Linked DNA regions of Homo sapiens: region 2 is linked to region 1. A link is a loop called in an ENCODE intact Hi-C map of the cell type or tissue named here. Cell type or tissue: mammary epithelial cell. All regions are shown on one strand. Each heading gives the region's core, and the rest is flanking DNA. Links, peaks and the distances in the headings are about the cores only.

Region 1 (6,532 bases), core at 735-5,734:
TCAGGGATCACCAAAAACATCCCAGGACCTACAATCTTTCCTTGGTGTTAGTAAAATGGCAGTGATGAAACAGATTTCTTGTTTGCCTCTACAACCTTCTTGGTTATAGGAAAGATTTAAGACAGTTTGTCAGGAGGAAGATGCACCAGTTGTTTCCAACCACCACTCGAGCACCTGCTTCTGCAGCCAGGATCCTGTTGAAGACAGTGTGGCTATAGAGGGCAGCATGCACGGTTTTCCTGTCATGGGTGAGCCAGGGATTGGAGGCCATTGGTAGCATTGTTCAGGCACAAGGAGAGTTGCTTCTGCAATGAGTAGATGATGCTGTTGTGGAATTGAACTTTTTCAGCCAGGTGATAGGTTCCTTGGGATGGTTTCCAAAAAGTGGCAATTCTTTTCCAAAAAGTAGGGAGATCATGGATGGAATATAGGCCCAGTTCTGTAGCTGCTTTCTATAAATAACCTACCAGAGCAGAGATCATCTACAAGGGAACTTGTGATGTCCTGGACACCTCTTTTGTTTCCATGATGAGAGAAAGGTGAACAGAAGGCAGTGACTGATGCGTTTAGAAATAATTCAAGAAAAGGTTATTGAACTGAACTGGAGTCAGCTCTCTTGGTGCCTTAAGGCCAAACACCCACATTGAGGTTTGCAGGGGAAGAACGGGCATTTATTTGCAGGGCACCAAGCAAGAAGAATCACACCGTTCATTCTTAAGGCTCAATCTCCCCAATGGCTTGCAAGTAAGGATTTTTAAAGGCATAGAGACAGAGGGCATAGGCAAAGTCATACATCAATACATGGAGACTGTACATTGGTTTGACCTAAAAGGTGAGTCATCTTGAAGTGGGAACTTACAGGTCATAGGTAGAGTTTCTGATTTGTGATTGGTTAAGGAGGCAAAGATTTGTCTTAAAACTTGGGGTCAGAAGAAAGGAATGTTAGCTTTGGCTCATGGGTGTGATTTCCTCCAGGCCCTCAGGAAGAACAAAGAATGATGGCCAGAGTTCAGTTTTCAGTTCCCTCTTATCCAAGGTCTATGTGTCCATGGATCCACTGGGTAGGGATCTGGGCTTCTGAAAAACAACTCAGAGACCTATGTTAAAATGCTATCTTTAGTTGCTATAGGGAATATCTCATGACTCTAACGTCCTTGGCTGTTGTTTTAAGCTCCTATTGCCTAATTGCTACCAAGCTGCTCATTTACTTCTCAGGGCTAGCTAGATGCCTGGAGTGTCCCTTGAAGGAATTCAAGATTTTCCTGGTAGGGGAGAGAGTCCTGGCAGGCTCCTAAGACAGGTCTCTGCTCTGTCTCAAAAATAAAAACATTATGAGGAATTGAGTATGATAAAGGGAATAGTAAGATTGGAGAGATAACAAGAATCTGCCCAGTTGGCCGGAAACAGCCAATAGGCATGAGTTCCACAGAAAAAGTTAGAACCATCAGGAGCTAGCCAGGGTCATATAAATAATTATCCAATTGCTGAAGCTGCCAAGATAATTCACATTTTGAGGATGGAAAAGAATTTGCCAGAGGTGGTTAGTCCACATGTGGTTCATTTTGGTCCAGTAAATTAGGTTGGGTGGGGCATTGAGGAGAATTCCATTTGTATGAGGGATGTCTCAGGAATCTGTAGCTTGGATGCTTTATTTTGGATTTAGTGTAATGCTAGGTAAATGTGATGGCAAACGCTCATTCCCAGAAAGGGGACACTGGTGTAACTAAAATAATACAGACATGACCTTTGTGAAAATAGAAAGGCATAGATTCAAGGTTTTCTCATGATGTATTACTATAGTCTGGTTTAGGAAGGTGAAGAGAAAGAAAGGGCCATAGCAAAAAAATAAAAATAAAAAAATAAAAAAAGCATTTCAATTGATCAAAGAAATCTGGGAAATTCTAGATGTGTCCATGGGAAAGGGGGCACAGCATTACACTCTGTGATGTTGTGGGAAGAAGTGACTAGTGGGGCCAGGCTTTCCAAAGGTTGTGTGGGTGAAGAAGTCTTACTAAGAGGTAAGAAAAGAAAAGGTCAGGGAAGGAGCAGAAACTCCTAAATGTAGGGGCAAAAACATGAAGTTGAATATTAAAGTCAGGCGAGAAAAGTTATGCTGAAGGCAGGGAGTTACTGTGGGCACAAACGACTCTTGAGAAATGAGTTGGGAAGAGCAGGGGACTCCTAGGCAAAGGGCAAGGATAAAGCAGGAGGATGTAGGAAGGCAAATTAGGTGTGTGCTGTTCCCTGGTCCTGGGCAGAAGCTGACTGGACCCCTCACAACATCAGCTGCTTGTTCCATGGATATTAGGACAATTGATGCTTCTCGCTATCATTTGCCTCTAGAGGCTCTCCACAGAGCTTGGTTTGAGGTCTCTGAATGGAAAACTTCTCCAGTCTTAATAACTTCTGCATTTCTTTAGTGGAAAAACTGGAACACAAAATTGAACACCCTGTAATTTAACAACAGTGTTAGCAATAAGTAAAACTGTACACGTTTCCTTCTATCTAAATTCCAGTTTTTTGATGGTGGTGTTTCCAGAGCACTAGATCCCCTGGTAAAGCTGTGTAAGGGACAATCAGGAAGTTCTAAAAGAGGCAGCCTTGACACAGCAATCATAGTCCTGAGTATATTTCATTGCCCTCCACAGTATCTAAGAATGTGAGATGAGTCCCTTAGAATCTTCTGCTAGCCCAGATGACTAAGGCATGTGCATGCCCTTACCTGTGAGAATTTGAAAAGGCCGGAACTTATGTGGAGACAGTGGGGAGGATCTCAGAGTCATAGAGTGACAGGCAGCACTGGTGGCCACGGTCAGTGCAATTCTTTAAATAGGTTAGCCAGATTAGTGTTGAGGATGCTGTTGGCTTTTTGTATGGTGCTTGGGGACTGAGGTTGGTAAGAGAAGTGGGGTGTTTGTGTAATGTTTATTGTCATTTGAATTTCCTGTATAATTCTGTGAATAGCATGTGATTCTTTGCCACTAGAGATGGTATAGGGGATACCCCAAGTGGAGAAAATTCATTGTAGGAATGCTGAGGCAACTGACCTTCCTGAGGGATTTCATCAGGAAGAGTCCGGGTTGGTGGAAGGAAGTGAAAGTTGCTTGCCATCCTCGCCCTAACTTCACAGTTTTTTTCCAGGGTTATGTTTCTGGCAGATGAGGCAAGTGGCAATCGCTTGGTCCAAACACAAATGAAAAAATCCGAACTATTGTTTGTCTAAAATATCTCATATTTTGTCCATTCCATACTGAGTCATGTTGTGTGGCCACACAGTGGCTCAGGCAGTAGACTTCAGAGCAGCCAAATGGTGGCCTTGTTGTGTCCTAAGTGCATCTTAAAGCATTTGTCTGAGCCAAGCAGCCAAGGAGGGGATGAATACTTCTACCAGGTGTTTAGGGCCTTGAAGTGGGACCCAGACTCATCGTTCCAAAGTTTGGAAAGGGTCTGGCTGCCTTGAGTGGTTGGGAAAATGGCTGTTAATTTAACACACATAAGTGGCCAATTTATTTCTCCAGGCATCAGCCGAGCTTTTCCTACTGTGTCCCTCAGTTTTAACACTAGCCATCTACCAGGGTGCTAACAATCCTTCTGGAGGTTCTGCTGTTAGATGTCTGCTTTTGCCTGGTGCACAAGCTGCTGTCATGTATCCTCTTTTACAACATATCCACATCATGTACTACCTCAAAGGTACCGTGGCTATAACAGTACTATAAACCCTAACCTTTGTTTCCTCTGCTTTTTTGCAAGCCTGAATGAGAGCAATAACTTGGCCACCCTGGCTGATTTAACATTTGTCAGGGCTTGATATTCAAGAGGTTTGTGTTGATAAGTGATGACATATCCATTCCAGAAGGTTCCATTCTCCCTCTAAAGAGGGAGCCATAGACACAAAGGTTGAGGTCAACTTGGCGGAGGGGCTCTCCGATAAATCTAGCCCAGGACAAGATCTAGTGTTAATGACACGTTCATGGTGGCATCCCATCAAAGGGCAAAGAAAGCAAGGTTGGCAAGGTTAGGGTTTTGATGATGATATACGGTGATTTGAGAGGGAGAGTGTAGTGAGCTTTCATGAGGTAAGTCAAGATGCAGAAAAGTGCTATGTGTTTTCATTAAGCAAGAAGGGCCTGTATAGCAAGGCGAACATGTGTGTCATTTGGTTGACCTAATACCACATCAGTGGTATTTTGGACATGCTTTGCAGTTCTAGCCATGGCTCAAAGGCAACAGTCATGGCTCAAAGGCCTTAGCTAATGGGTCAAGCTACTGGGTCAAGGCCAAAATACAATATTACAGAGGTCTCTGGTATCCATTATGTTTCTAGAATAATATACCAGGGCATGACCTCCACATTTATCCATGAACAAGGGAAAAGTCAGGAAGTAACTGGGGAGTCCAAGCACGGGGGAGGGGTGTGAAAGTAGAGAGCCCTTAAAATTATCAAAAGCATTTTTGGATAGCAAGTCTCAGACTACTTGGTTTGGAGATGACTCCTTAATCAGGGCACAGAGCACTGCAGCAATTATGGAGAAATTAGGTACCATATCCTACAACATCTCGCAAGGCCCAAAAACTTCTCAGCATTACTTTGTTTCAAAAAAAGGAAAGTATTAAATAGTAGAGGTTTGGTCTGTGGAGAGAATTTTACCGTGGCCCAGATACCACAGACATAGTAAGTGCCACTGAATTTTGTCTCTAGCCACCCTGTGATCCTCTCTTGCTCATGCCTTAAGAAGGTGCTCAGTGACCTAACTCTCAGTACCTAGAAGGAGGTCATCCACATACTGGAGTAAAATGGCGTCACTTGGGAAGACAAAAATTGACACCTAGAGTGTTCAAGAGGTAGGTAGAGGCCTCTGTAAATCCTTGGGTCATACTAGTCTGCGTACATTGTTGGATATTTCTGGTGAAGGCAACCAAGTATTGGAATTCCTTATGAAGGGGTATACTAAAAAAGGCAGAAAAAAAATTGATGACAGTGACATATTGAGTGTTGTAAGTGATAACAGACAGTACAGTGGCAGGAGTCAGCACTCAGGGAAACCCAGGTTTGACCATTTTATTGATAGGTCTTAGATCTTGGACTCAATGATACCCTTCCCATTTAGGATTTTAATGACTAAGATGGGAATATTCATAAACTACAAGTGGAGACTAGAAGTTGGTTTTTTTTTTCTTTTTTTGGTTTTTGAGACAGAGTCTCTCTCTGTTGCCCAGGCTGGAGTGCAATGGCATGATCTCAGCTCACTATAACCTCCACCTCCCAGGTTCAAGCTATTCTCCTGCCTCAGCCTCCTGTGTAGCTGGGATTACAAGCATGTGCCATCATGCCCAGCTAATTTTTTGTATTTTTAGTAGAGAAGGGGTTTCACTATGTTGGTCAGGCTGGTCTTGAACTCTTGACCTCAGGTGATCCAACTGCCTCAGCCTCCCAAAGTGCTAGGATTACAGACGTGAGCCACCGCACCCTGCCTGAGACTAAAAGTTTTTGTCAAATAAACCTGGGACTACTGAGTACAGCCCTCATGTCCTTCTGATTTTAAATGATATTAGAGAATCTTGAGGACAGGCATGGAAGGACCTATTTCTACTTTAAGGGATTGTACATTCCATACAAATCCAGTATCAGTGAAGTTTGTTTGTTTGATTGTTGTCCATAGAGAAGAGAAAAATCTGTTTAGTAGTTGATTTAAATTTTTAGCTAAATGTATGGTAGTTTGAAGGCGAGAATGGACTCAGAGAAGTCAGACAAAGCCACTGGGGAAGGAAGACTTAAGGAGTCCCCTGGGGCACAGTGAATTTGATATCCCTGTGGAGAGACAATCTCTTCCTAACAGGATTCCTGGGGGCAGAGCTGAGAAGAGAGTTGTGTTTAGCTTTCAGGAGTCCCATAAGAATATTAAGAGATTGAGGCAGAGGCAAACAATGAGGCAAATTATAAAAACCCACCACTCGTAATTTGCGGTGGCCCCAAGGAAGGGAAGAGGAAACGAGGTTATTCCCGTTCCATTACAGGTAAGTGGCAGTTGAGGGCATTGGACATTTTCTTTCTTGGAGGGGTGTCAGTCATTTCCTGGGGAGGCAGGGACTCAGGCTTCTTCCCTCTTCTTGGTGTCCTGGCAACCTCGGGCCCAGTGTCACCTTTTATGATAATGCCAGCAAGTGGCCCAGTCAGTGGGAGCCCACAGTTTCAGAGCTTGCTATTGATTACATTTTCCAGGTTTTTCTATTTCAATTGAAATGCCATAAACTCGTGATGTTTATTTTCCTTTTTATTAAAAAAAATACTGTTTTCATAATACTGAGCTAATGCCTACAGTTTGGATATGTTTGTGTTTACCAATTAATTTTATTATTCTGTGATGTGTCATGCAGCTCTTGTCTCAGACCATTTTCAGTTTGTGGCCAGAGCAGAAGCTGCTTGGGAAGTCAGTTCCAGCCCCAAATGTTCTTCCATGTTGTTTGTAATCAATGGTGGTGGTTAACCACAGTTTCAGCCCTTTTTGGTTTATAATTTTGAATGCATGACCAA
Region 2 (6,532 bases), core at 818-5,817, 79 kb after region 1:
TCACACTAGTCAAGACCATCTATATTTCAAATATGGGATGAAGACAAATGACTCTATGTAAAGGTCAGATAAAAGTAATTAAAAAGTCATATATAAATAAAGAGATTGCAGTTATGGAGAGCTGTATTACTTTAAGAAATCAGACTAGGTTCTTCTTTTATAACAATTTCTTCAGCAAAATAAGAAATTTTTAGAAATTTTGCCATAATGGAGAACAGCTGACTACTATAAAAAAGGAAACAGTCTAAGAACAGAAAAATTACACAATGGCTTTATATAAAACTATGTTGGACCAATGGACATTAAGCTGGATGCTAAGAAACAGATCAGAGAAAAAATTTTAAAAGTTAAATATGTTAGAATAAAAAGTATAATAAATTAATGAGAGCATAGTTAAAACAAGAACATCTATTCTGCATAAACTAGAAATGTAAATTAAAAGAAGAATAAAACTAGTAACAACTTTACGGAGCAGGAGGAAACAGTAAATTTACAGTTTGAAAGAGATGAGCAATCAATATTAAGTATACTAACATGAACACACAACTTGGTGAAAATTTGCAATTTCAAGAATAAAATGAAAATTTTTTAAAGCATATAATCAGAAAACATGGTGTCTTATTTTTTTCACCATCATGTTGCCAGAACAACACAGCATCAAACAATAGTTGGCGCCTAATAAATATTTTGAATATTTCTTAATTGAATGAATGAATGAATGAATGAATGAAGTTAAAGTCAGAAGGACATCACGCCTAACACAAATCACACTGAGATCCAAATACAGAGATACGTGAATTCTTGTGGCCCTATAATTATATAGCCAGGTAGATATTACTTGAGGGGAAAACGTGTCCAAAATCAAAGATATAAACTCAGGACAACTAGCTAATGAATCTTCCTGAGAAAAAAAGTCCCTCAGAAAAGCTTCCTGAAAAAATAAGTTACAAAAAGAGACACAACACCATATGAGGAGAAAACCAAGGTGAAGAGTAACGAGTGACAAAGTAATAAAGCTTTAGAGTGAAAGATGTTACAATTAAACAACCTAAGACTTGAATCAAGCATTTTAGTTGAAGGAAAATGGTTGTATAATGGAACCCTGTTACAAAAGACAAAAAATAACATTTGGGAATGTGTCTTATTTTGTTTGCTATTTTCCATATTAATATTAATACTAAAATAAACAGCGTTGTAAAAATAGTGGTAAGTAGTAAACGTCGGTCTGAGCGTTTGACCCCATTAGTGCCTCTCTTGTCTTCTTTCATTTGGAACAGTTTCCTTGTCTTTCCCTGTCTTTAATAACTGGAGCATCTTTGAAGAACACAGTCTGGTTCCCATGTATAATGTGCCTCAATTCAGGTGTAGCTGGTGTTTTATGCTGAGAAATTAAGTAATTTAGTTGAAAAAAAATGGTTGTGTAATAGAACCCTGTTATAAAGCACAAAAAAATAATAAATAACTGGAAACACTTTTTCCATATTAATATTAATACTAAAGTTTTAATGCAGGTTTGCATTTCCGATAGGAATACCACAGGCATTCCTATCGGAGATGCATTCTGCTCAGCACGTCTTATCCAGACGCACCTTTCTCCTCCTGGTTAAGGTAGTGTCAGTCAGATTTCCTCACTGTAAAGTTATTAATAAGTATGTCATAATTAATCAGTATTAATTATCTGTGAGTCAGTACTTTGAAGCTATGTCAACATCGTGTTCCTCATCCAACATTCACCCAGGTGCTGCGTGAAGGTCAAGAGACTTGGGAAGCAGATTCTGAGATGGGGACATGCACATACCAAGATGTAGGAGGAGGACGGGCAGAGGGAGAGGTTGAGCCGTGAGGCGTCCCCAAAGGGAGCCTCAGCCTGTCCCGCGGAGGTCGCAGCCTGGATGCTTGCCTCCTTCCAGTTGTCCTGAATGGGGTGAAGGGGCCAGGCCTTTCTCCAGCCCCCACTGACCTGTCACTGGAGGTGGGCTGCCTCTGGAGAGAGGGCGTCACCTTGGCCGTGGTGGTTCTTTTCACTGTAGAATAATCCTCCAAAAAGGAAATCCCCAAGTTCATAGCTGTCAACACCCCCAGTGCCTAGACCCAAGAAATCTGGGTCCTGGAGGGGAGGTAAAATCTGGATGGCACACCCCAGAGCTATTACAGAGGGTAGAATATGCCTGAAAGCCAGAAAGATATGCACAAGGGAAGGGGCCACCACAGTGGCACTGCACGCAGAGAGCACTGTGGACACAGATGCATCAGAGACAAGTCCTATTTGTCAATGTCAGCCCAGTCTCAGTTCTGGACTTCTCTTCATGGTAACTTACCACAAAAGCAAAACTTCGCTTTAAACACTTGCTAACAAAGTGCTGACCCCTGAATTTGTTATGTTTGTTGTGAACTAATTTATCTGTGGTAAGGGGGCAAGATGAGGATAGAAAAATCACAAATGAGAATATTTTGTAATACTCAGAGGAACACACAGGAAGAAAAACTGGTGCTCAGGGGGTCTAATAATTGCAATTTCCTTGCTAATTGCCTTCAGGGGTAAAAATGTCATCTTCATGCATAATAAATTTTTAAAAATCAATATTTAAGACCTCATCAGAAAGATGTATCACTGAGTAACATGAATATCTCTGCTGACTCTGGGGCAATTTGTTGCTATTTGGGGGCCTTTGACTGTAAAATGCTGAGATAAATAAGTGCTTATGAAGTCTGCAAATTCCAATCAGAAAATTAGGCAGAGTTAACATGACATCTTTTTAAAAAGTCTTGTTATGGTTTCTGTACAGGAATATTTGGTCATCTGTGTTTAAATTAAATGGGGCTCTAGTGTTTAAGCCTTTGATCGTCCCGTTTCATATTACATTTTGGAGAGGATAATATATTTTAATATGTCCACAGAATCAAAATGAACTACAGGTTGAATATGTTTATGAGCATTGACCAGTGCCTAATTCAATAGTTCTCAAAGTTTATGCTTTTCTGAGTCCTTTGAATTGTTAGATTGTATCTATTATTATTTTACTGTACCAGAAGTGAAAATAAACACATTTTCTAAATATTTATTTATAAATTACTGAAAATTAATTATCATTACATGTTACCATAAAAAGCATATTTTAAAAAATAAGCATACTTTCTAAAAAAAAAAGTATATATAACTTCTGCACTGAGAAGAAAATTCAGCCTCATGCAGGCATAGAGACAAATTTTCAATTAAGCCATTTCTTTTAAAATAATTGTACATTTACATGCAGATGCTAGAAGTAATATAGAGAGACCCCGTATACCCTTTACCCAGTTCCCCCCAATGGTAACATCTTGCAAAACCATAGCACAATATCACAGCCAAGACATTGACAATGAGGTCAAGATGCAGAATATTTCACAACAACAAATATTCTCCCTTTCTATAAAATGCCATTTTAAGAATATTATGTAAGTGGACTGTAACATTTTGGGATCAGCTATTTTCACTTGACATAGTTTTCTGGAGACTCATCAGGTTGTGTATGAACTAATGGTTTGTCCCTTTTTATTGCTGACTATTAGTCAGTGTTATGGGTGTACCACAGTGTGCTTTGAAGAACATCTGGACTGCTTCCAGAGTTTTGCTATGATGAATAAAACTGCTAAAAACATTAGTGTACAGGCTTTCTGTGAACTGGTGAGTCATATGATAATCACATATGAAAATCACAGTTTTTAGAAACTGCCAAATTTTTTTCCAGAGTGGCTGTTTTATTTTCCATTTCCAACAGCAATTTATGAGTAATATAGTTGTATTAGTCCGTTCTCACAGTGCTATACAGAATTACCTGAGACTGGGTAATTCATGAAGGAAACAGGTTTAATTGACTCACAGTTCCACAGGAAGCATGGCTGGGAGGCCTCAGGAAACACAGTCATGGTGGAAGGCAAAGGAGAAGCAAACATGTCTTACCATGGCAAAGCAGGAGAGAGAGAGAAATGAGGGCGAAGTGCCACACACTTTTAAACCCTCAGATCTCGTGAGAACTCACTCACTATCACAAGAACAGCAAGGGGGAAATCCATCCCCATGATCCATCCACCTCCCACCTGGCCCCTCCTCCAATTCAACATGAGATTTGAGCAGGAACACAAATCCAAGCAATATCACTAGTTTTCCTTCATCTCCATCACCATTTGCTGTAGTCACAGTTTTTATTTTAACCAGGCTAAAAGTTATGTAACAATATCTCATTGTGGTTTTAACTAGCATTTTTCTAATGGCTAATAATATTCGACATCATTTCATGTGCTTATTTGTCATCTCTATATTCTTATCACTGAAATACTTGTTCATGTATTTTGCCCATCTTCTAATTGGATTGTTTTATTGTTTACTGTTGAGTTTAGATAATTTATTTTATATATTCTAGATACTAGTTCTCTGTTGGACATGTGATCCACAAATATTTCTCTGTCTGTAGCTTGTCCTTTCATCTTTAAATATGATCTTTTACACAGTAAAACTTTTTAATTTTAATGAAATTCTATTTATTAGTTTTTCTTTTATGGATCATGTTTTTGGTGTTAAATCTAAGAATTCTATGCCAAGTAGTAGATCCTGAAGGCTTTCTCTCATGATTTTTCCCCTAAATGTTTTATAGTTTTACATTTTACACTTAAGTCTGTGATTCATTTTGAGTTAATCTTTGTATAATAGTTTTGTAAAGTATTAATTTTTATATAATTTCTGATGTGACCTAGGTGGAGCTGCCGCTAATTCTTCATTTATTCCTTTATTTGCCTCTGGATGTACAATTACCCCAGCTCCATTTATTGAAAAAGCTAAGGTGCTTCCTTTGAATTGCTTTTGAATTTTTGCCAAACTTGGTTTGGGTATGTTTGCTTGGGCCTACTTCTGGATTCTCTATTCTGTTCCCTTGATCTGTGTATGTCTCCTTCCACAAATACACACAGTCTTTATTACTGTATATTTTCACATTGGGTAGACTGATTCCTCCCACTTTATTTTACTTTTTTATTTTTTTAGCTACCCTAATACCTTTTTCAAAATTGTTTTAGTTATCCTAGTTTCTTTGCTTCTTCATATATATTTCATAATAACTTGTTTTATAAAAAATATTTCTGGTATTTGGACAGGAACTGTGTTAAATCGGTATATCTTTTTTTAACGAGTTGACATCTTTACTATGCTAAATCTTCCATTACATAATCATGGAATAGTCCACATTTATTTAAATCTTGAATTTCTTTTATCAGTGTTTTATAGTTTTCAGCATATAATTTGTGTATAAGTATTGTTGGATTTGCACCTTGTATTAGGCTGTTGCAAAACTGCATTATTATAAACAAAGACCAGAGACTGGGTAATTTATAATAAAAGAGGTTTAATGGCTCACAGTTCTGCAGGCTGTACAAGAAGCATAACAGCATCAGCTTCTGGGGAGGTCTCAGGAAGCTCACAATCATGGCAGAAGGTGAACCAGGAACAGGCATGTTACATGGCCAAAACAGGAGCAAAAGACAGAAAGTACACATGGGTGTGGTTAATGCCATATACTTGAAAACAACCAGATTTTGTGTGAACAGAGTGAGAACTCACTTCTCACTAAGTGGAAAGCCCAAGCCACTCATGAGGGATCCACCCGCGTCATCCAAAACCTCCCAACAGGCCCACTTCCAACACTGAGGATTACATTTCAACATGAGATTTGGACAGGGACAAATAGCCAAACTCTATCACACCTATTTCATGTTTTAAACTGTGTTGAATGATATTATTATAATTTCAAGGTCCACATGTTCACAGCTGCTGTATAGAAACGTTGTTGAACTTGGATTTTGTGGCTTTGCTGAACTCAATAGTTCTAGGATTTATTGTACAGATTCCTTGGTATTTTCTCTGTAGATGACCACGTCATCTGTAGAGACAGTTTCTTTCTGTTGAATCTGTGTGACTTTTTTCTTGACCTACTGCCTGGGTTAGAACTCTAGTCTTGACTCTCGCCATGAGGTCTCCCTTGGCACCACCCAGCAGGAGGCTGAAAGGTACCTTATTGCAGCCTCTTTAGGGTGGGGGACTATTCTCCCCACTCAGCCTTTGTGGCTCAGGTAGGAGGTAGGAGTGGAGCCACTGTGTGTTCTGTGATGTTTGGCTGGAGTAGCCATTATCATCTAAAAGCACTCTGTCTTGCTAGGCTGCTCCTTTCTTCATCCACTGGCTAAAGACAACCAGCTTTGTTGAGGGGTTGGGGGTTTTCTCTCTGTGCCAGTTATCAGCTTGTTCAGCACAGAGGCAACAAGAAAATCCAGAGAACACAGGCTCATGTCATTCCATGTGTCCTGAGGTCCCTAGCCAGTCTCAGCCTTTCAGAATCTTCTACAGGTCTCTGTGGATTGGTATGTCATGGCTTGTTTTATATATGTATACCCCAGGGCTTCTGTGGGAACACAGTGGGAAGGAATAACAAAACGTGTGTCTACTTCATCTTCCAGGAGGGGAGGTCTCAGAGTTGAGGATATTTTGAAGATATTATCAGATATT

What was found. A loop is a pair of places that touch in the nucleus more often than their neighbours do. Peaks named below come from ENCODE experiments on the same cell type or tissue, not always from the same donor. Only the 100,000 strongest peaks of a DNase experiment are listed, where the experiment ranks them.
Region 2: it touches region 1 in a loop (2.5-fold over the local background); 1 of 110 quality-filtered maps calls a loop at or near these places.

What each region holds. Positions count from the first base shown.
Region 1 is chr7:54,178,284-54,184,815 of GRCh38, forward strand. No RefSeq gene overlaps it. Among named protein-coding and RNA genes, the nearest start is that of LINC01445, 150 kb to the right of the region's middle. In mammary epithelial cell, for the core only: no CTCF peak of the experiment used is centred there; a DNase peak (open chromatin) is centred at 2,718; H3K27ac peaks cover 1,934 bases.
Region 2 is chr7:54,257,456-54,263,987 of GRCh38, forward strand. No RefSeq gene overlaps it. Among named protein-coding and RNA genes, the nearest start is that of LINC01445, 70 kb to the right of the region's middle. In mammary epithelial cell, for the core only: no CTCF peak of the experiment used is centred there; a DNase peak (open chromatin) is centred at 3,596; H3K27ac peaks cover 1,281 bases.